Linked DNA regions of Homo sapiens: regions 1 and 3 are each linked to region 2. A link is a loop called in an ENCODE intact Hi-C map of the cell type or tissue named here. Cell type or tissue: mammary epithelial cell. All regions are shown on one strand.

Evidence for each region. A loop is a pair of places that touch in the nucleus more often than their neighbours do. Peaks named below come from ENCODE experiments on the same cell type or tissue, not always from the same donor. Only the 100,000 strongest peaks of a DNase experiment are listed, where the experiment ranks them.
Region 1: a loop joins it to region 2, with 4 times the contacts of the local background. A loop is called at or near these places in 6 of 110 quality-filtered maps.
Region 3: it touches region 2 in a loop (4-fold over the local background); 2 of 110 quality-filtered maps call a loop at or near these places.

What each region holds. Positions count from the first base shown.
Region 1 is chr14:96,738,055-96,746,054 of GRCh38, reverse strand. It overlaps LINC02299 (long intergenic non-protein coding RNA 2299), which reads right to left and starts at 4,864. Exons shown (of 4, transcript NR_146552.1): 1 at 4,844-4,864; 2 at 1,786-1,894. RefSeq lists a silencer at 4,313-4,362 and an enhancer at 4,698-5,198. In mammary epithelial cell, a CTCF peak has its summit at 4,461 (motif pointing right); no DNase peak of the experiment used is centred here; H3K4me3 peaks cover 645 bases.
Region 2 is chr14:96,848,567-96,856,566 of GRCh38, reverse strand. It overlaps VRK1 (VRK serine/threonine kinase 1), which reads right to left. Exons shown (of 13, transcript NM_003384.3): 6 at 3,628-3,736; 7 at 3,401-3,493; 8 at 1,211-1,343; 9 at 317-437; 10 at 1-39. Among named protein-coding and RNA genes, the nearest start is that of VRK1, 55 kb to the right of the region's middle. In mammary epithelial cell, a CTCF peak has its summit at 3,547; no DNase peak of the experiment used is centred here.
Region 3 is chr14:96,759,609-96,767,608 of GRCh38, reverse strand. The region is part of intron 3 of LINC02299 (long intergenic non-protein coding RNA 2299); the gene reads right to left. Among named protein-coding and RNA genes, the nearest start is that of LINC02299, 22 kb to the right of the region's middle. RefSeq lists an enhancer at 4,785-4,834. In mammary epithelial cell, no CTCF peak of the experiment used is centred here; a DNase peak (open chromatin) is centred at 4,728.

The sequences.
Region 1 (8,000 bases), 110 kb after region 2:
CTACCTATTCTCAAAAGATTATAAAACTAATGGAGGAAGCAGACATAAAACTGCAGCGTGAGAGTCCAGTGAGAACTGGAAGCCCTGGGAGCCACAGGATCCCAGTCCAAGAGCCCAACCTGACACTGGGAAGCCAGGTGAATAAAGCAGAGCCAGGATGGGGGTGAGCAAGGCTGGAGGAGACACTCAGTCTGTGGGGAATGCAAGTCCTGGCCCTGTGACTCATGGATACACTGGAAAATATTTAATGACTGGCTCTGGGGGGAAACAGACGTGATGTGTAGTGTCTGCCCACTCCCCTGGTGTAAACGCTGCCATTTAATGACTGGCTCTGGGGGGAAACAGACCTGATGTGTAGTGTTTGCCCATTCCCATGGTGTAAATGCTTCCATAGCTGCTGATGTCAAGCTACCAATGTTAAGTCACTGCAGGTTGGGAAGAGATGCAAACATGTGCTCCTGCAAGCTGGTGCAAGCTGGTGCCAGCCAGTGGAGGCCGACTCCAGCATGCCACTGAAGTGACATCTAGAGCAAGGCCTGAAGGGCTCATCACAGGGTGGACACAAAAGATGGATTTGAGTTTGAGTGAGACCAGAGGCAAAACTGAGGACAGGTTTTTACAGAGCTGTGCTGTCCAATACTGTACTCACTAACCATATGTGGCTATTTGGTTTAGATTAAAATGTATTACAATTAAAAATTCAGTAGTTTGGTGGCACTAGACACATTTCAGATGCTCAGTGGTTACATGTGGCTAGTGGCAATCACATTGGACAGCACACGTTTTAGAACATTTCCATCCTCATTGAATGTTCTATTAGCTAGCACTGTAGGGAAGGAGGGAGGCAGGATGAATTTCTAGCAAGAGAAGAGAAGCTGTGACATGGAAGATGAAGGGTCAGCTAAAATAAGCTTCCTCAATGTCCCAATTTCACCAAGGATCAGCCTCAAATGAAGGATGGGTTGAATGAATGAAAGTTAAGATGTTGAGCTCCTCTACTGTGCTGAGCCTTTTTTTCCTTTTCTTTTCTGTTCTGTTCTGTTCTCTTCTCTTCTCTTTCTTTCTCTCTCTCTCTCTTCTTTCTTTCTTTCGTTCATTAGCTTGTTCTTTCTTTCTTTCGTTTTTGGTCAGGGTCTCACTCTGTCACCCAGGCTGGAGTGCAGTGGCATAATCTTGGCTCACTGCAGCCTCGACCTCCTGGGCTCAAGCCATCCTCCCACCTCTGCCTCCCAAAGTGTTGGGACTACAGGTGTGAGCCACCACACCTGGCCCTGTAGTGAGACCCTTGCTGGGTGATCTGCTCCCTGCCCTTGAGGAATTTACAGCCCTGGTACACAGTAGGTGCTCAATACATGTGTCAAGGCATTTTGGACCATCTTGGGGACAGTGCTCCATGGAGCACGCTTTGGGATGCACCTGTCCAAACACAGCCCTGTGTGAGCAGGTGAAGCCCAGGGCTGCAACTACTGCTCAGGTGCTCAGGTGCTGGCCCACAGATCATCCGGCTTGGGCTAAGACACCCATCGGGAAGTAGCTTTCTCTCCAGTGAGACTGTACTGTGTATGTTCCTTGTTTCATCAGCACACAGGAGCATGGTGATGACCACAGATACACAGTGCTCGGGTCAGTTGCTGAGGAAACCAAGCCCGTGTTTAACAGCTAAGGCAGCAGCAAGCCTTTGGTGGAGCCCAGCACAGCCCCACCTCATGGAGTGGAAGCCGGATTGGAATCTAGCTACACTTTTCTCCAAAACCCATGCTCCGTCCCTACCCCCCACACACTCACCTCTTGATCACTTTCATATCACAGCCCCTGCTCATCCGAGAACCTCGTTTCCTTCCCAGAAGTCCTCCTTACTTCTCTTCCCACAGAGCCCGTGTCGCTTTCACAGCCACTTTAAAAAGGAAAAACAAAGGTGACTTTTATTCTATTCTAAAAGTAAAATCTCACTCTTTCAAGAAAATTAGAAGGCAAAAGAGAAGTGGAAGGATAAAGGAGGAAAAACTTTGCCCATAGTTCCAACCATACAAAGACAGGCACTGTGCGGGTATTTTCTGTGTAACTTTTACTTTGTGGAGCATCTTTTTCGTGATCATGCTGTGGATTCAGCTTTGAATCCTGCTTTTTGTCTCAGCACGCGATCACCTGCACTCCCAGGTTACTGTACTCTTACCAACATGGTTCTCCACGGCAGCATCAATTTTAAGTGGCGGGTGGACCCTGGTTTACTCAAATCGTCATCCACTTTTGTTGGACATCTAGGTTATTTCCAATTTCTCTTTCAAGTATGGCAGCTTGGTTTACTTCTCCAGCTTTTTCCACGTTTCAGAATCTTTCTTTGGGATAGATTTTCAGCAGTGGAATTACTGGATCAAAAGATATGTGTATCTGGCTGGGCACGGTGGCTCACACCTATAATCCCAGCACTTTGGGAGGCCAAGGCGGGCAGATCACCTGAGGCCAGGAGTTCAAGACCAGTCTGGCCAACATGGCCAAACCCCGTCTCTACTAAAAATATAAAAATTAGCCGGAGGTGGTGGTACATGCCTGTAATCCCAACTACTAGGGAGGCTAAGGCAGGAGAATTGCTTGAACCTAGGAGGCAGATGTTGCAGTGAGTGGAGACCTCACCACTGTACTCCAGCCTGGACAACAGAGAGAGACTCCATCACAAAAAAAAAAAAAAAAAAAATGGTGGGAGTATCTTAAAGTTTCTTAATACAGATTGCCAAATTTCTTTTTACCAATTTATACCCCCAAAGCTCAGGTGTGGTGGCTCACACCTGTAGTCCCAACACTTTGGGAGGCAGAGGTGGGAGGATAGCTTGAGCCCAGGAGGTTGAGGCTGCAGTGAGCCAAGATTATGCCACTGCACATCCTGTCTTCTCTCCTCCCTCACCAGCCTTTGATTTTATTGTAATCTTTCCTCACTCCATAGGTTCATGTACTAACTCATTGTTTTATCTGAATTCCTTTTATTATTTTGGTGATGGAGACTTCTCTCAAATACCAACAACCGTTGAAAAGTTTGGTGGCCACTAAAACTGGACATATCTTTAATAAAATTGTGCCAGGTTCCAAGGCTGCCCGATCGGCAGGGAAGATGCAAGGCTGTCCTGGAAAGTCCAAACTCTGGGAGCTTGTGGAGGATTCTCCGTGACCACGGCCTTCTGGACTCTGGTATCCCATCCCCATCACCATTCCTACACTCACCTAATGCCACCTCTTCAATGAGGACAGTGAATTCCAAATAAACGGCTATTTGTCTGTGTTTATAAAGCAAAGGACAAACAAAAACAAGCCTGGCCTGAGGGGGCTGCAGAAGGCACCTGTCACCCTGCAGACCAGAAGCTCAGGCAGCAAGATCCAGTGGAGACTAATTCCAAGACGCTGGACGGAAAAGAGGTGGCTGGCATTCTAGATGACTATGCTAGAGGCCTGTGGCTCTTCTGTGAAACTCCCTGGGGAACAGGGGGCAGAAAGAATATAAACAGAAATATGAAGTTGGAGGCTGAGAAACAGAAAAGGAGAGAAGAGGCAGGGCCTAGTGGCTCAGGCCTGTAATCCCAGCACTTTGGGAGGCCAAGGCGGGCGGATCAGTTGAGGCCAGGAGTTCCAGACCAGCCTGGCCAACATGGAAAAACCCCGTCTCTACTAAAAATATAAAAATTAGCCGGGCATAGTGGCGGGCACCCGACAGTGAGAGCCGGAATCGCGCCACTGCACTCCAGCCTGGAGGGAGACTCTCTCAAAAAGAGAGAAAGAGAGAGAGAGGGGGAGAGAGAGGGAGGGAGAGGGAGGGAGACAGGTAGGGAGGGGAGAGAGAGAGAGAAGAAAAAGTTACAGGGAAGAAAAAAAGACAAACGGCGAGAATGCTGTAGGATGGGGAAAGGCAGACAGAGCAAAGTGGAAGTCAGAAATTGTGATCCGCTGCTCTAAAATAAATCAAACAGGGAGAAAAGAGAGACTCAGGGGTATGTGGACAGAGAGTAGAATGGGGAGGCACAGGACAAGGGAGTCCCCCAGGCCGGAACAGGCCAGAAAGCCAGAACCTGGTCGAGGGGAGGGGGCGAGCAGAGCGGCGGGGAGCAGACGGGAGAGAGGGTCGCGCCGAGCCGCGAACACCCGAGGAAAGGCAGCCCCGCCGCGCCACTTCCAAGGGTCCGGGCTTGGGCCACTCGCCCCATGCCCAGGGTTCGGGGGCAACACCAGCGGGCGGCCGCAGCCAAGGAAGGGGCTCCCCAAAGTTTGCAATAAAATCACCCACGCCCGCCTCCGTCTCGGAGGGACTTCGTGTAAATGCACGAGCCCAGGCACCCCCTCGGCCCCTCGCCCCCCTCGCCCCCCAGCCTCTGCTGCAGCCCGGGCTGCTTCTCCCGCGGGCGGGTGGTGCTTGGAGGCGGCGGCGGCGTGCGGGCCAGCTCGTGGTAATCCCCGATGCTGACGCTAGAGGGCGCGCAAAGGTTGCTGCGCCGCGCCAGGTCTGCGAGGAGCGGCGGGTAGAAACGCAAAAAGCGTAGGGCCTGCGGGTGTCGGCACCAGCAGTGGGGTGCTAGGGGCTGGACAGTGGGGTGCCGCGGAGCCGGGCAGTGGGGTGCTGGAGGCGCTGGCCCGGATGGCTGATGGGAGGGTGCCATGCAAAGAGGTGTTGCTCACTTTATTTATTTGGAGAGAGGTTGCCCCTGCATTAAATCTTTGCAAGACTGAAACAAGCCGGTGCAAAACTAAATGAGAGACAGGCGGAGGCAGGCAGGGCAGGAGATGCCCCACACCTCGCTCCCTGGGTTATGGAACCCCCAAAACTGCTTTGGGGGAGAAATAGTCTGATCCCACCAGTACTCACCTCTCCACACACACGCACGTCCTTTCAGAATGGGGTTGGGCGGGGGAGGTGGTGAACTTTAAAAGGCTTTTAAAGGAACAACAACAAAAAAAAAAAAGGTTTGCACAAGGCTGAGGTACTTGAAATGATTTTTGTGTTGCAAATTGCTATGCTTTTACTGAGGCGCTGATGAAAATAAATGAAGCTCCTCTCTCTCTTTTTGCTAATAAATGAAATGAAAAAAGCGCCATTATTATGCCACCTGCTTCTAATTCCTAATTGTGGTAACTTAATTCTCAGATTGTTGTTAGCTGCTTAATATCGCAGGCGCACAAGCAAAAATAAAAATATGAGGGCCGTTTGGGTCTTTTTTGGCCAACGAGGTGGAAGGTGCTTGGACTCAGTTTTTTGTTTAGTTTGGTGACAGTTCCCACAGTGAAATGTGTGCACGGTATTGGAAGGGAGAAATCTTTATTCTCTTCAGCATCCCAAGGGGAGCTCAAAAGGAATAAAAAGGCTTCTGAGCTGCTCAAAACCTAAATAAATAGTCCATGAAAAATGATCAGTGACAAGGTCCGTATTTTTTCCATACTGAAATAGAATGGTGCATATTTCCTATAAAAGAAGAAAACATTAATTTTTATAAGCTGGTTCCTAAATGCCTTCTATGAACCTCTGAACCACACAGTTCCCAGCCTGGGCATTGTAGCTGGGTCCCTGGCTGAAAAACCTTTCTTTCGGGTGTGTCACAGATGACAGGTAAACTCCTTCCCAGTCATTATTTCCGGGCCCTCCAGTCTAGGGAGGTGGGGATGGCCATGGGGCGGGGGGCGGTGGGGGGGGGGGGTGCGATGAGACTCTTAAAATTTCTCCCAGGCAAATAGAAATTAGCAGATCTGAATCACAATTCTGTGAAAGTCAAGAGCTATATTTAGCTTCTTCTCTTATTTTCCATTAAAACCAAGTTTTTTTGTTTGTTTTCCCTGGTCTCTCTTATTGTTGGGAAGTTCTGGAGTATCAGACTTGTCAGGAGAGTGTGAGAGAGCCCGAAATAAGTACAAATTTAGGAGAGAAAATGCCATATTTCTCTGGTACAATTATGAAAGGATAGAATATTGCCATACACTGTAACACATTTTTTTTTCTTCTCTAGTTCCAGGCAAACAGCTAAATAAACACATAATAAGCATTTAATCGAGAACAATTTGTCACAATGTTGCTAGTCAACAAGACAGAACTGCCTTCTGTGAAACCGAATAAAATCAACTTAATACTTCATGCCCTGGCCTCCTTGGCCTTTGAGTTTTTCACATGAGATGCGTTTGTCCCTTATGACTGTGAATGAGAGTACCTTGGAAAATGCTGGCTCAATTGCATCCAAGCCAGTTTGGGGCCTGCCGGGGAAAGCAGCCAGACAGACCTTCAATCCCAGTTCAAACTACCCTCTAAGTGTTGCAGTGACACATGGCAATGTCCTGTTGACCATAAAATCCCGTTCTAGCAGACGAGAACACTGTCCAGCTCTAAGCAGAAGGGCAGCCCGCTCGAGCAGACCGCGAGATGCTGCCCAGTCCAAAACGTGAGCAAAGTTCACAGGGGAGAGAACGCAGCGCAGCCGCCCCGAGTCAGCCCTGAAGCAAGAAAAACCAAAAGAAAACACTTGTGAATGAAACTTAAAGCTCTCAATGGAGCTGGAGCAGCAGGTGCTGTTTAAATAACCAAAATAAGGTTGCAAGCAACAGATCCTATGTTTGCTGGGTTCTTTCCTATGCTGCATGACATTAGAAAGGGAGTGTGTAAAAATATAAGGCTACATCTGCAGGCAGAGCTAGGCTGATGGTGAGGAGACGCAGCAAATGAACCCCAAATTCAGGAAAATATGCAAAAGGTTTGCTCTTTAAATTCTACAGGAAAACAGAAAGTGGAAAATATGTGTGTCTGGGTTGTAGTGAGGAGGGATAGATGAAACATAGAATGCTAATGTGTCTCATGATCAACCGAGAGTATCTTATTTACATCTTAAGCTATTTGTTGCTGATTTTCCATGCAACTGTTTTGTACTGGAATTCTCAAAGCTGAACCAGAAGCATTTAAATGACCCTGTACGTTTGCTGTGTGTCTTCTAGAAGGTGTAGACACACACACGCGCGCACACACACACACACACAGCCGGTCCCACATCTATGTGCATAAGCCGCATATACTCCCCCTTATCTCTACAAATCTCTGCCATCTCTATATTCCCAAACACAGGAGAATCTATGTATTTATTTCTCTCTTGAACTCGACTATGCAACACAAGTCAACACTCTTAAATGTCATCTTTTAATACCTCATGTAAAAGGCAAACTTTTCCTAACATGCTTTTCTCCAATCCTATTTAATGAACTCCCCTGAACACTGCATGTACCCAATTTCATCTGTAGAGGTAAGGCATAATATTAAAAAAATTTTTTTTTGGTATTAAAAAATGAAAGGAAAAAAGCAGGGGAAATATTTTGAAAGTCAATTAAAATTTTGTGTACGTTTTCATTTTTTAATGATAAATTAAGTTACTAATTTTGTCCGTGCTCTTTGTAGACACTGCAGGTTTAATTGCTAATTGTTAACTGCGAATGAATACATTTGCATATTAATTAGCTCCCAATTTACATTTTTAATTTGCTTCCTTCAAAAGGTGCAAGATAAAAGGTCGTGTTATTTTAAATAATTTATGCTTTATTGCATGAAATACGCTAATATGAAATGTGCCTACTAATTTTAACCCCTTTTCTAAGAAGGAAAATGAATACCATTAAAAGGGGAAGGCAGAACTGGTGGTGTTTTGAAAAACAACATTATGCTACGTTGTACCTCAGCAGCAGAACTGCTTTTTCCTGCAGTCTCCTTAGGCTGAAAAAATGAATGCATTTTTTTCCTTTACCATCCGTTTAAAAAGTGATAATATATTTGAAGAACAAAACAGCTGCAGTGGGGGGAGCCTATCAGTCCTTTATCCAGGAAAAGATAGACAAAATGAGTCTTGTTTTCTAGTCAATATCGCCAGCAAGTGGAAGTCCTCCCAACACCGCCCCCCCACCCTGCAGTGGAGACGCCTCCAGCAGAAACCGCTTCTCCCCACGCCAGTCTCCTCACCCACCAAAAGAAAGTTTTGCAGCTCACATCTTTCTCTAGGCTT
Region 2 (8,000 bases):
AAACATTTGTCCATCAAACTTGCAATATTTTCTCTGTATCTGTTAAAAATTAAAGAATGAGTCACTGAAGCTTGATGTCATATGTTAATATGAAATAAAAATATATAGCACATTAAGCTATATTGTGCTACATCCTAAATATGCTTACAGACATTTTTCTAAAATAAACAAAAGACCAAGGAACCTTACTGTTTAACAAGTACTTTCTTATTTCTATATCAGTATCAGTTGAAACTATAGTTCCTATCAAGAAATTGTGACTAAAAACATTTGGCTTATCATGATTTTGCTAGAAATAACTTAAGTTTTCCTTTACCTAATTTTGGAATCTCTAACATATTTAGGATCTTTCAAATTATCCTCCCAAGGAAGATGGCCAGTAAGCCATTGGATCATGCAATAACCAAGTATTTCCAAATCACCACGTCTTGATGGGGCTACAAATGCAAGAGAAGAACATTAGGTAGACTGAAATAATTTTTAATGTATAATTTAAAGTATATATAAAGTAATAACATAAAACAAGTCAACTCCACAGTCTGTTTTTCATCATAAAATTTTGACTGCATTTCACCTAGGTACTGAACATTGGACAGTATAAAAGAAATAGCTTACCTCCCAATTAACTTCTAGCTAATAATCTACTTTAAAACCCAAATTGGTAAATTTCAGGGTTTCAAGCGGAGACTGTTAGTCTAGAAATAAAACTAGTTTTCCTTTGGAAAACTTGAAGATATTCTTAAAATTTTTATATGCTATTAAGAGGCCCAGAGAACTGGGTATTTGAGTTCTTCCACAGCTTTGAGCACAGAAGAAATGACTGCTGAAGAAATAAACTAACTTAACAGGTAACAAAATAAAAGTTAGCTGTTACAAAGTTGTAGATACATAAGAAACTTGAGAAAAAACACAAAAACAAACATTCCAATTAAACTAAATAAAACCAAAAAGAAATCCTCATGGCAGCTGAATGAACCACTACCACCTTCTTGGTTATCTTTGAAGGCTGCGAGGAAAAGGCAGGACAGAAGAACACAGATGGTCCTGGAATACAATTGTAGGAGTCTCACCTCTGCCTTCTTTCCTCATGCCACTGTGCCTTTTCAATTTTTATTTATCTATTCATTTACTTATGCATAATTAAGAACTATGTAGGAATCTGGGTGAAAACATTAGCAGTCTATTTCTCACTCCAGTACTACTGACATACCCACGCCATTGTGTGCATCGATGCTCGTGAATTCAATAGTGCCATCGTGACATCTTTTGGGGTCTTCTTTGTATTCTTTATGAACTCCTTCTGGGCAGTACCGATAAGCAAGGCCATAATCTACCAAGTACACCTATAAATTTCCAAGCACCAAGACAAACTAAAGTCAAAATCACTGCACATATAACCCTTTAAAGCACAGAAACAAAATACTGGCATCTGAAGGTGGGTTCACCTACAAGGTCATTCCATAACACTCCAAACAATTTAGATCCAAAATGCAAACAACAGCAAATACTTAATTCTGAAAGGCTTTTTATTTTTAATAAAAATGTTAAATGACCACATAGCTACAGTGTAATCACTTGACTTTATATACTTTTTTAAGATAAGTATATGTTATACTTGTAATTAATCTTGTCTCAATTTGAACGAAAATTATACATTTTATACTTTATCTTACAGACTCTAAAATTGAGCACAGAGCAAACCGTCAATACTTGTTGCAATACAACTGCTACTTTCCACACAGAAAAGCACACCCAGTAGAAGACTGCTAATGATGCTGACACATGATATGTTAGTTACCTTCTATTCCTCTGTTTCTTCACTTGTAAAATAATCAAATTTCAATTTACTTTATAAAAACATTTCATACATCATAATAATGATCTAAAGAACTGTTAGATCAGGCTTTTATCTATATCTAAATACTATATTCTAAAGCCAAGTCTTCATGATTAAAAGTAAATTTTAATATTATATACATACTTATTCGTGGGCATATACATGTGGGTCTGATTAGCATACAAAGCTAATAAACTTGGCTTTCTTCCATTCCATAGCCACACATTACATCTCTAATTCTGAGTAAATGTCACAAATGCATGCATCTGGGCACAAGAGGAAACTGAAGTAAAAATATGTGGCTAGATCTAGCACATACATCTAACACTGGAAAAATAATCCCATCCAAAGCATATGTCTGAAGGATAACAGAGCTGCAAAAATATTTCCATATAAACAAAGGCAGCATGTTTTAGTCACCTACAAAGTGATATAAGTTGTATTTTATTATACTGTACAAGTCCAGACTATTTCAATTAATGGAACCCTTATTGTTCAGGTTGTTAGCTGCGTTTTCTTTGTTCTTAGCCTAGAAATATCTAAAAAGAAATGGCTAGAAAGAGCAGAGATGAATTTGATGATTGCCTTTTTAAGATTTCTCCATTAGCACACTATCTTAATAGTATAGTAACTTTCTTCTTTTATACTTATATAGATTCCCTTCTATCCACCATAACTGACATTGGAGGAAGGGAAGCAAATACGAGACGACAGAAAAAGAAAAGAGAGCCAAAGGAAAAAGGAAAAACTAAGCAAAGGTAGTTAAAGGTACATTTGAGAGAAAGAATGAAGTACAGAGTACTGACAAATAATTACAATAATCAAAGTACCCAAACACATTTAAAATGTTTAAATCTTCCTTTTTATGTAAGATCAAGTAAGAAGTGAGAACATACATTAAGTATGAATGTCAACTAAACCTTACTTTCACCGAAATCACAGAAACAGTTATACAGGAAAATTGTATAGATCCCTCTACTTCAACTAAACTGACCTAAATAAAGGTATAATAACATTAGCTTTTCTCCTTTCCTTAGAAAGTAAAAATTACAAAGGGAATGTAATAAGCTAAAAAAAAAATGCACATTTGAATTCCAAACACTAAGGGTATACAAATTTAGACAGCTAAGATATTTCTGTAAACCAATTGATTTGAATAATCAACATGTTAAAGACCAAATTTTCCAAGTAATAGAACACTTACATTTGATGGATTTCTTGAACAAAGGAATAAAAAAAGTGACAAAGCAGACAGGCAAACATAATTCATTGGTGTACTATATAATTTTAAGCTTCCACCCCCAAATAGCTATTTGAAATTCATTTTGTATCACAAGCACTTCTTCTGAATATTATTTAGGGCAAAATAGCCAACTTGATAAAGTGCCAACAAATCACATCAAAAATGTAGAATGTTAACTAGATCAAAGTGTCAAGAAGAAATATTATTACCATATCTACTTCAAAAAGTAAAACTTCTACACAGGTTCAAAAGTTCAAAGCAACCATATTTATTTTCAAACAACACGCTTTAAATAGTAGAAATTAAAGTTATAAAACTACCTGGTCAGGATTCTTGTAGTTCAGAAGAAGATTTGAGGCCTTGATATCTCCATGCACATACTCATGCTCGTGAATATATTCCAGAATATCCAGCTATGAAAGTATCATACAGAATAAGTTAATGCAGTACCTAACACCAGCCAGCAGAGGACCAAGCTTCAACATAAACTAGCCTTTACTGTACTCAAAACAATTTTTTAAAAACAAGAAGAACATAGCTCACATACAATTCTTAAGCTTAGCTGCAAGACAGTTTTCCGAGAAAACCTTTTGGCATTTGCTTCATATATTTTCTGAAGGTCACTCCCAAAGCGATCCATTATCATAAACCTGTAACTGAAGACAAATATGAAAAGCCAATGAACAAAATACAATGCAAGAAAACCAACTTTGTAATGAGTACTCTCAAAGTAATTTTTTCAAGACAATGTTTAGTAAAGAAGTATTCTTTAAAAAAGAAATACAAACATTTGAAACAATTTCTCCCAACTAGAAATCTCAAAGAGTTCAGAGTGCTTTCAGGTCCTGCTTTTTACCTGGAGGGCCTCTTCCTGGTCGCAGCTAGTTTCAAGAGACTATTCAATTTAAGATAATGCTCACAGAGAGAACCCAACAAGTTTATTCACGGTAAAAATAAAACAAGCTGAATAAAAATGACAGCATTGATTTTTCTCATAGTTAAAATTAATTCATGTTTCTGGATATCAGCTTCCTTCCTGTGACTGTTTCTCCTTATTTTTAAGGTATATTTCAGCAGTAACAACATTCTGCTAAAATCAAGATTCTCGTGAGATGCTTTAACAAAAGCCAGATTCAATACCATTGTTTAAATGGCGTAAAAGGATTGTACATTAAACACTCAATGGCCAAGATTTGGGGAAAAACAAATATCCTGAAAAAACATGAAGATAACTGGCTTTGCATAAAGCAGCTATGTCACCTTGGCTGAGTCACATTACTTCCTGGGCCTCAATTTCCACAGAAGTAAAATGAGAGAGCAGGGACTCACCCTTTCTAAGGTCACTTTCAACACCCAAAACTCAGATTCAATAATCACGTTATATTTCAGTATGTACAGAAAAGCATCACCTATTTGCAATAACACTGCTTAGCTTCTGCTCTGAGGACCACTTTTATCTTCAATAGTTTTCCAGATTCTAACTTGTCTGGTGAAATCATTCAGTAAATCAATAAAAATCAAAACCACACTCAGAATGTATCAGGACATCTCCAATGAGGAAGATTATGAATCATCAACACCATAACATCTAGCATTTACTGAACACCTGGTATGCACACAGCACTACTGTAAGTACTTAAAACGTTATTAATGCATTTAAACCTCACATCACTCTATAAAGTAGGTAACTCCTATCATACCCATTTTACAGCAGAAGAAAACTGATAATTTGTCCTCTAGTATGTGGCAAAATCATGCTTTTAACCCCTGTACTACATATTAACTGAAATAAATGTCAGTAGGATACAAAAATCCCATTTATATGTTATAGGCTTCTATGATAACAATATGACAAGTTCAATAGGGAAGGAAGAGTTGACTAACATTAAAAGACAAGATGTTGAACAAGTAACTCAGAATTCTATTCATTTTTGAACTGGAAGAAAATTAGAAAATCATCTTGTCTAAACATCTTTTAATAAATAAAATAACTAAGGTCTTTGGAGGTAAAGTGATTTGTCCAAGGTTATAAAATTAGTCAGTGGTGGCCGGGCCTGGTAGTTCACGCCAGTAATCTCAGCACTTTGGGAGGCCAAGGCTGGTGGATCACCTGAGGTCAGCAGTTCGAGACCAGCCTGGCCAACATGGTGAAACCCCGTCTCTACTAAAAACACAAAAATTAGCCGGGCACGGTGGCAGGAACCTGTAATTCCAGCAACTCGGGAGGCTAAGGCAGGAGAATTGCTTGAACCTGGGAGGCGGAGATTGCAGTGAGCCAAGATTGAGCCACTGCACTCCAGCTGCACGACAAGAGCAAACTCCACCTCAATTAAAAAAAAAAAAAAATTTGTGACAAAATATATTCATTCATGTAAGATTTCCTAGCACCTTGGCTTGTAAGATAATAAAGTGAAAATGGTAACTTTGACTTCCTGGTTTCCTTTGTGTAACAGATTTTGCAAGGTTGAGAGATGAGACCAGGGCACATATACATGTTGGCTTTTACTAAATAGGTGATGTGTGTAATGATTATAACATAGGATGAGCATCTCAAATCTGAAAATCTGAAATCAGAAGTGCTCCAAAATTAGAAAGTGTTTTTAGTGCCAACAAGATGTTCAAAGGAAATGCTCACTGGAGCATTTTGGATTTCCCATTTTCAGATTTGGGATGCTCAACCAGTAGGTATTAACGCAAATATTCCAAAATCCTTAAGAAATCCCAAATCTAAAATACTTCTGGTGCCAACATTTCAGATAAGGCATACTTAACCTGTAATACACAGGTAACAAAAATACAACCTCTGTAACAGCCTGAAAGGTGGCTAAAACACAACTGCTTAATTCAACATGGGGTCTATTAATAAATTCTGTTACATAGGTCTTTGTTTTTATTCACAAATCACCCTACCACTACTCTTAATAAGACCTTAATCTTGTCACCATACCTAAATCATAAACATCAACTGAAACATGATTCCACAAATTTCACAGAAACCATTACCACATTCTTCTGGAAAGACGGCTCTACCATTGAGTAGTAAAATGAAAGCTATTTCTAAGTAACTCCTCTAAAGTAAAACCTTTGATGTATACTTTTCTGGAGACTTGGATAAAATGTGCAAGTAAAAGAAAAATATAAATCAGTGTAAAATAATTTAATAATGGTAGCAGCTAACATTGCTCTAAGCCCTACATACATATTAATTCAAATGAGTTACAAGGAAAACTAAGCATGTCTGGCATGGAAGGGGGCTGGAAGAATAATCTACTTTCTATTTCTTTACTTTCTAAGACCTATAATGATTCTTTTTAAGAGCTTCAACCTAAAAAGTAAATCAATGCCTGATATATGACTAATGCCATCTTTTTAAAGGAGACATTTCTAGCAACCTCATTTTATAGAAGAAATGGGCTGGGAGGTAAAGTCATCACTAGTAAGTGGTGAGTTAAGACTTAGACTGTGTTCTCATTTGTCACCACACTCTAAGGCACTTCTGATCCACACCAGGGAAGTTCTTTCCAGCAGTGCCCAAGTCAGTCAGCTTACAGAGTCAACCTTGGACCCACTTAGTCCCTGGTCACCTCACAGGAGTCACACAAACAAAAGCCCTGTTTAACTGGTTCTGAACTTTATCATAAAATGGGTGATAAGAATGTATATGGTAAAATGTGATATGACAGTGTGGGCTACTTTTAAAAAGACCATCATTCTCAAGCAACATACCACCACTGACAAACAAAAATCATAGACAAACAAATGAAACCAATTATGATAATCACAGTGATGATGACTGCAAGAAACATTTCCTCAGCACTTACTCTGTGCCCCTTACAATTTACATGTTTTCAATTCATCTTCACAGTAATTCATAAAGTAAGCACTATTATCCTCATCTCACACATAGGGAAACAAGAGAGACAGAAAGTTAACTAGCCCATGACCACACCTGATGGAGTCAAGTACAATCAATCTAGTGCTAGATTTGTTTGGTGTTTAGGTTTTGCTGCAATATACCGTGCTTGGTTTTTTTTTTTTAAGACGTTTATACTCAAATTATGGAAAGAGGAAAAGGCTGTTATTCCAAGTCTAAAAATGCTCTAGCCCCAGGTACACTTTTCTTCCAATCATCTCTATGAAATGTGGTTTTCATAATGTACTGTTCCTTAGGAATATAACTATTGTATACTGGAGCACACAGTCAAACAGATTTGCTTCCTAGCAAGTCATCACTAAGGGTTTTTCTTGTCTTACTCCCCTTTAGACAGTCTTTAATTCACCATGTAAGCCATTTCCCAAATGCCACTTTCACCACCATGTCACCTCATCCCTTGCTCAAGAGCAAGTGATAGCTTCTGACTACCTACTATACATGGGTTCCAAACTGTTCTTTCCTCTATGGGTCTTCATTATCTGCCACCGACTCCTTCTCCAAGTTTATTTCCTTCTCTCTTACACACATGCCCTCTTCCTCTGCTACAGGAAGACGGCCATTGGGTCATACAGTAGAATAAAAGTCTATCCTGCCTGTGCTCACGTTCATCTCCCACTTAAGATGCTGTTCTGCCTCTTCAATGATTTTCTAAACCAGTAGGTTTTAACATTTAAGCGATTAAAGACCCCTTTGAGAGCAAAAGCTAACATCTATGTTTTACATATACTCTTGTAGCTTTATACTAAAACATCATTAAGTGGGTAGCTGTTACTCCATTTCACAGATGAAGAAATTAAAGCAAAAAATTGCCCAAATTCACACACATTTTAAGGGGCAAAACAAGGTTTTAAAACTAGGCAGTCTAGCTCTAGAATCCTTGCTCTTAACTAACTTAACTAATCCTTATTCTATAGTATTTCTCCAGAAAATATTATAAAAACTATAATATATTTTGCTATCCCAGCAAAACCATATAAAATAAAATG
Region 3 (8,000 bases), 89 kb after region 2:
AAAAAATCAATGAATCCAGGAGCTGGTTTTTTGAAAAGATCAACAAAATTGATAGACCGCTAGCAAGACTAATAAAGAAGAAAAGAGAGAAGAATCAAATAGACACAATAAAAAATGATAAAGGGGATATCACCACTGATCCCACAGAAATACAAACTACCATCAGAGAATACTATAAACACCTCTACGCAAATAAACTAGAAAATCTAGAAGAAATGGACAAATTCCTCAACACATACACCCTCCCAAGACTAAACCAGGAAGTTGAATCTCTGAATAGACCAATAACAGGCTCTGAAATTGAGGCAATAATTAATACCTTACCAACAAAAAAAAGTCCAGGACCAGATGAATTCACAGCTGAATTCTACCAGAGGTACAAGGAGAAGCTGGTTCCATTCCTTCTGAAACTATTCCAATCAATAGAAAAAGACGGAATCCTCCCTAACTCATTTTATAAGGCCAGCATCATCCTGATACCAAAGCCTGACAGAGACACAACAAAAAAAGAGAATTTTAGACCAATATCCCTGATGAACATCGATGCAAAAATCCTCAATAAAATACTGGCAAACCGAATCCAGCAGCACATCAAAAAGCTTATCCGCCATGATCAAGTGGGCTTCATCCCTGGGATGCAAGGCTGGTTCAACATACACAAATCAATAAACGTAATCCAGCATATAAACAGAACCAATGACAAAAGCCACATGATTATCTCAATAGATGCAGAAAAGGCCTTTGACAAAATTCAACAACCCTTCAAGCTAAAAACTCTCATTAAATTAGGTATTGATGGGACATATCTCAAAATAATAAGAGCCATCTATGACAAACCCACAGCCAATATCATACTGAATGGGCAAAAACTGGAAGCATTCCCTTTGAAAACTGGCACAAGACAGGGATGCCCTCTCTCACCACTCCTATTCAACGTAGTGTTGGAAGTTCTGGCCAGGGCAATCAGGCAGGAGAAGGGAATAAAGGGTATTCAATTAGGAAAAGAGGAAGTCAAATTGTCCCTGCTTGCAGATGACATGATTGTATTTCTAGAAAACCCCATTGTCTCAGTCCAAAGTCTCCTTAAGCTGATAAGCAACTTCAGCAAAGTCTCAGGATACAAAATCAATGTGCAAAAATCACAAGCATTCTTATACACCAATAACAGACAAACAGAGAGCCAAATCATGAGTGAACTCCCATTCACAATTGCTTCAAAGAGAATAAAATACCTAGGAATCCAACTTACAAGGGATGTGAAGGACCTCTTCAAGGAGAACTACAAACCACTGCTCAATGAAATGAAAGAGGATACAAACAAATGGAAGAACATTCCATGCTCATGGGTAGGAAGAATCAATATCATGAAAATGGCCATACTGCCCAAGGTAACTTACAGATTCAATGCCATCCCCATCAAGCTACCAATGACTTTCTTCACAGAATTGGAAAAAACTACTTTAAAGTTCATATGGAACCAAAAAAGAGCCTGCACTGCCAAGTCAATCCTAAGCCAAAAGAACAAAGCTGGAGGCATGACGCTACCTGACTTCAAACTATACTACAAGGCTACAGTAACCAAAACAGCATGGTACTGGTACCAAAACAGAGATATACAGCAATGGAACAGAACAGAGCCCTCAGAAATAATACCACACATCTACAACCATCTGATCTTTGACAAACCTGACAAAAACAAGAAACGGGGAAAGGATTCCCTATTTAATAAATGGTACTGGGAAAACTGGCTAGCCATATGTAGAAAGCTGAAACTGGATCCCTTCCTTACACCTTATACAAAAATTAATTCAAGATGGATTAACGACTTAAATGTTAAGCCTAAAACCATAAAAACCCTAGAAGAAAACCTAGGCAATACCATTCAGAACATAGGCATGGGCAAGGACTTCATGTCTAAAACACCAAAGGCAATGGTGACAAAAGCCAAAATTGACAAATGGGATCTAATTAAACTAAAGAGCTTCTCCACAGCACAAGAAACTACCATCAGAGTGAACAGGCAACCCACAGAATGGGAGAAAATTTTTGCAGTCTACTCATCTGACAAAGGGCTAATATCCAGAATCTACAATGAACTCAAACAAATTTACAAGAAAAAAAACAAACAACCCCATCAACAAGTGGGCAAAGGATATGAACAGACACTTCTCAAAAGAAGACATTTATGCAGCCAACAGACACATGAAAAAATGCTCATCATCACTGGCCATCAGAGAAATGCAAATCAAAACCACAATGAGATACCATCTCACACCAGTTAGAATGGCGATCATTAAAAAGTCAGGGAACAACAGGTGCTGGAGAGGATGTGGAGAAATAGGAACACTTTTACACTGTTGGTGGGACTGTAAACTAGTTCAGCCATTGTGGAAATCAGTGTGGCGATTCCTCAGGGATCTAGAACTAGAAATACCATTTGACCCAGCCATCCCATTACTGGGTATATACCCAAAGGATTATAAATCATGCTGCTATAAAGACACATGCACACGTATGTTTACTGCGGCACTATTCACAATAGCAAAGACTTGGAACCAACCCAAATGTCCAACAATGACAGACTGGATTAAGAAAATGTGGCACATATACACCATGGAATACTATGCAGCCATAAAAAATGATGAGTTCATGTCCTTTGTAGGGACATGGATGAAGCTGGAAACCATCATTCTCAGCAAACTATCGCAAGGACAAAAAACCAAACACCGCATGTTCTCACTCACAGGTGGGAATTGAACAATGACAACACATGGACACAGGAAGGGGAACATCACACACCAGGGCCTGTTGTGGGGTAGGGGGAGGGGGGAGGGATAGTATTAGAAGATATACCTAATGCTAAATGACAAGTTAATGGGTGCAGCACACCAGCATGGCACATGTATACATATGTAACAAACCTGCACGTTGTGCACATGTACCCTAAAACTTAAAGTATAATAAAAAATAAAAATAAAATAAAATAAATAAAGTGCACAATAAATGTAAAGGGCTTGAATCATCCCAAAACCATCCCCCACCAACCCCTGGTTCGTGAAAAAAAAAAAAATTGTCTTCCCTGAAACTGGTCCCTGGTGCCAAAAAAGTTGGGGACTGCTACCTAAAACAACATCCATTTATTATCTTAGTTCAGAAGGTCAGGTGTCATGATGACATCGCGGGACTCTGCTCAGGACTTCACAAGGCTACACTGAGGGTGTTGGCTGGCTGCTTTCTCACCTGCAGCTTGGTGTCCTCTTCCAAGCAATTCCTGCTATTGGCAGAATTCGGTTCCTTGGGACTGTAAGTTCTTCTTGGCGATCACCTGGGGGTCCCCTCAGCTCCTTGTGATTGCCCTCTGGTGCTTGCCTGTGGCTCCCTCCACAGGGATCCCTTGCATGCACAGTTCTCAATAGGGTCCGCGCTCCTATGAGAATCTGATGCAGCCACCGATCTGACAGGAGGCAGAGCTCAGGCGGCAATGCGAGCAATGAGGAGTGACTGTAAATTCAGATGAAGCTTCACTTGCTTGCCTGCCACTCCTTCCTCCTTCTGTCTCCTTCCACCACAGGGGCTGGGGACCCCTGGCTTATATGAATTAAATGTAGGCTTAGCAGTTATAGCAAAAACACAAAATAAGTGGCTCAAAGAAAAGAGAAACGTCCACTCACCTGTCTAGGAGCTGGCATGGCAGCTTCATGGCACTAAGAACCCAGGCTCCTTCTGCCTTCTGGATTTGCCACCCTAACTTGCTACCTGACCCACCTCTCAGTCCCCTTTCAAAGCAGCAAATTGAGGAAATAAGGGGAACACTTCCACATTTAAAGGCTTGTGCCAGAAGTGGCACACAAACATTACTTGTCTTCACAACGGAAAATCTGAAACTTTTCACAGCCTGGGTTTTGAAACTTGGCCACCTCTAGCCACAGAGAAGCCAGGAAAGTGTCTCCTTCTAGGCATTTCACTCAGCTACAAGTCAAGGGTTCTCTTATCTTAGAAAAAGGAGAGAACCAAGGTTGTGGACAATTAGGAGTCTCTGCCGCAGTAATCAAAGATCTATCTCTTTAAAAAAAAAATCACCATGCCAGATCGTTTTAAGAACAAATTCCCCCAAACCTTTAAAAAATAGTTTTAGATCTATTGACTTTTATAGAGCATAGGAAGCTTCCCAGCCCATCCTTTCAGGTTGGCATCACCCTGATATTAAAAACAAAAATAATGCACAGATAAAGAGAACTACAGGTCCGTATCACTTATAAACATAGAAGCAAATCCTAAATAAAATATGATCAATGGTCTGTTATGGAAATCACACAACTTAATCAAGTAGAGCCTAATCCCAGAAATGCAAATATGGTTCAACATTAGGAAATTCACTTTATTAACAGATCACAAGAGAAAATCATATGGTCATCTCAAAATATGTTGAAAAATAATCTGGTAAAATAAAATAACTAATCCCAGATTTAAATTAAAAAAAAACTTTTTATTACCTGGAAATAGGAGGAAATTTCCTTATGTTGATAAAGAACATTGTGGCATTGATTGCTGTAGCCCCCCCATCATCAATTCTCACTTCCTCCCTTTTGTAATGGTTCCTAAACCCTAGCTTTAGTTGTAGTTTAGAACTATAGCTTTAGGTGGGTATGTGGTCACTAAGTTACAGACTACATTTCCCAGGCTCCTTTGCCATTGAGAGTGGTCAGGTGATTAATTTCAGCCAATGGGATGTGAATAGAAGGCATACCTATAATTTGCCTTGTTACTGCTTTAAAGAGGAAGCTCGACATCCCTCTCCTATCTCCCGCTAGCTGGAAAACAGCAATGACTGATCATGTTTGGAAGCTACCTGAGGAGAATAGCAGAACCAGCCCTGTGCTGCCTACCCGGGACTATCACTGTGAACTCTTATGTAAGAGATCAGTTAGCTTCTATCTTATTTAAGCCATAGTATTTTGGAGTCTTCTTGTACCATTTAGCCTATGCCCTAAAACCCCACAAACATAATTTCCAACGATGAATCATTAGAAGCCTCCCTATTAAAGTCAGGAACAAGAAAAGGATACCTGCTATCATCTTTATTATACGACATTTTGCTGGAGGTACTAGTCAAAGCAATTAGGTGAGAAGAGGGATAAAATAATAAATATAAGAAAGCAAGAAATTTACGTTCCCATTTTGTGCAGGCAATATGATCATTTGCTTTCTAACTGAAGAAGCACTAGAAAGAATAAGAGATTTCAATAAGTTTCTGGAATATATATAATAGGTTTTCTTTTTTATTACTTTTTTTAAAAATTTTAAGTTCTGGAATACATGTGCAGGATGCGCAGGTTTGTTACATAAGTAAACCTGTGCCATAGAGGTTTGCTGCACCTATCAACTCATCACCTAAATATTAAGCCTCGCATGCATTAGCTATTTATCCTGATAATAGGTTTTCTATACACAATGACCAATTGGAAAATATAATAGGAAAAAAATCCTGTTCACAAAAAAAAAATAACATTTGTCAGTACAAATATGTAGAAATAAACTTTACAAAAAATGTGCACATTCTATTTTTTAAAAAAACTATAAGCTTTTCTCAATGATATAAGACAGCTTTAAAAAAATCAAGAGCATACTATTTGTAGATGGTGTACTCTGCTATAAAGATGTCAGTATTCCTCAAATTCACTTTTAAATGTTATGTATTCCCAATAAAAAGTTTATAGAACTTGATAAAGTGATTTTCAAGTCCATCTGTTTGAGTCCAAGAAGAATAAAAATGTCAAACATCTTACATGTTCTAGTAGCTTAAGTACTAGAAACAGACACAGAAACAGACAAATAGATCAATGAAATAAGAGAGAATACAAAAAAGAACTGTTGGATAAATGACAATTTTGTTGGTGGTAAAGATGGCATCTTACATTAGTGGAGAGCACAGACTATTCGAGAAATAACCTTGAGATAATTGGCCCTCCATTTAGAAATAATTTTAGAACTTTACCTCACACCATATACAATAATAGATTCTAGTTAAATCAAACAGCTAAGAGTAAAATTCTAAACTATAAAAGTGTATGACTAAAAGATAGGGGAACAGTCTCTAGAATGCCAAGTGAGCAAGACCTCCCTCAGCAAGGCACAAAAGAAGCCGTAAAGTGTCAGATCTCAAATCTTTCCCTCTGTTCCAGCCACACTCCTAGCAGTTACTGGACATTGCAGGCAGGCTCAGCTCTTGCTGTTCCCTAGGCCTGGCTGTTCTTCCCCCAGGCCTCTGTTTTAATGTTATCTTGTTAATGAGGCCTTCCCTGACCCTTTTCGAAAAATAGGCTTCGCTGGGCGCCGTGGCTCATGCCTGTAATCCCAGTGCTTTGGGAGGCTGAGGCAGGAGGATTGCTTGAGGCCAGGAGTTAAAGACCAGCCCAGGCAACACAGTGAGACCCCGACTCTACAAAAATAAAATAAAATAAAACTGGCCAGGCTTGTTGCTGCACACCTGTAGTCTCAGCTACTCAGGAGGCTGAAGTGGGAGGATCACTTGAGCCCAGGAGTTCAAGGATCCAGTGAGCTATGACTGTGCCATTGCACTCCAGCCTGAGCAGAAGAGGAAGACCCTGTCTCCAAAAAACAAAAAGCAAACAAACAAAAAACAGGCTTTAAAAGTAAAGTAAGCCTCTACTGCAATTCTGTGCTGAAGCGTAGCTCTACAGGAACATGGTGGAATCAAGGGCTTTTTTTGTTGGAAACATCTAATAGATTAATTTGTCTAACAACACATTTAGGTCCTGAAGTCTCTCTATAACCTGTGCTTAAATGCTTCCAATGTCAGGGAAAGCATTATCCTCCAGGAGGATCTGTTCTGTCAATCTATCCACCAACCCATCATTCATCCACCCACCCAGCCATCCATCCATCCACCTATCTGTCCAACAGCCCACCCATCCTTCCTTGCACCCATTCATTCATTCGCTACCTCCTCATCCTTCCATCCATCTTTCCATTTATCCATCCATCTACCCACTCATTCATCCACAGCACCATTACACAAACATTTACAGAGCATGTATTATGCACCAGGCATGGTGGTAGGCACTGGGGTTTTTGAATTGAATATATCATGGTCAGGCTGTCAAGGACTTCAGAGTTTGTGCATGTAAACAAATAACAGTAACACATTATGACAAGAGCTGTAACAGAGTTCCTTTTCAACTGCTGTGGAAGAATGGAAGTAATAACTTCTGGGGGTGTCAGAGAAGGTTCCCAGCAGGGATAGCATGTTAGCCAGGAGCTGAAGAATGTCTAAGAGATATCCTCCAAGCAGAGACGGGAAGAAGGGCATTATAGATGGAGGGAATAGAAACAGAATGCAAACATGTATACACACAAAAGCTTCATAAAATTGCAAATAGGAGGGCAGGACAGGGGATGTATGAGATGGGGAAGAGTGAGGCAGGAAGAAAGGCATCAGGCAGTGTGCCTGGAAATGTGACAAGAGACGGATTCTGAAAATCTTTGCAAATCTTGCTTAGGTTAAAGTTTTGGTGAGTAGAATGTTCTCTAGAAATCTCCGTAAAAAAAAAATATGCAAAGAATCCCCATGCTGTTCTTACATTAATCTGTGCTGCCGGCTTGGGCTTAGATGCAGCTTTGCAAAATATATTTTTTAAAGTTTCATTATGCCACTGTACATCAAAATAGGCCAATATAAATTATAATACGGTCATGCCAATAGGACTTGCAAACACAATATTTTAAGTTTATATTGCATTCCAAGACCCATAAAAATTATTCCGAATGGCTGTTTGCTTTTTGAAGCCAAATGAAAAGGTATTTGCAATTTGATTATTAACAAATCAAATCACTGATGTGATATTGGATTCGGTACATCTCAAACTGACTGAGAGTGAAAAATCCTCAGTGGTCAATTATGTAGCATGGCTGGTTTATAGTTTCCTGTGTGTCATTAAGAATAAGCACCACGGCCAACTCAGATTTTATTTTGATTTATT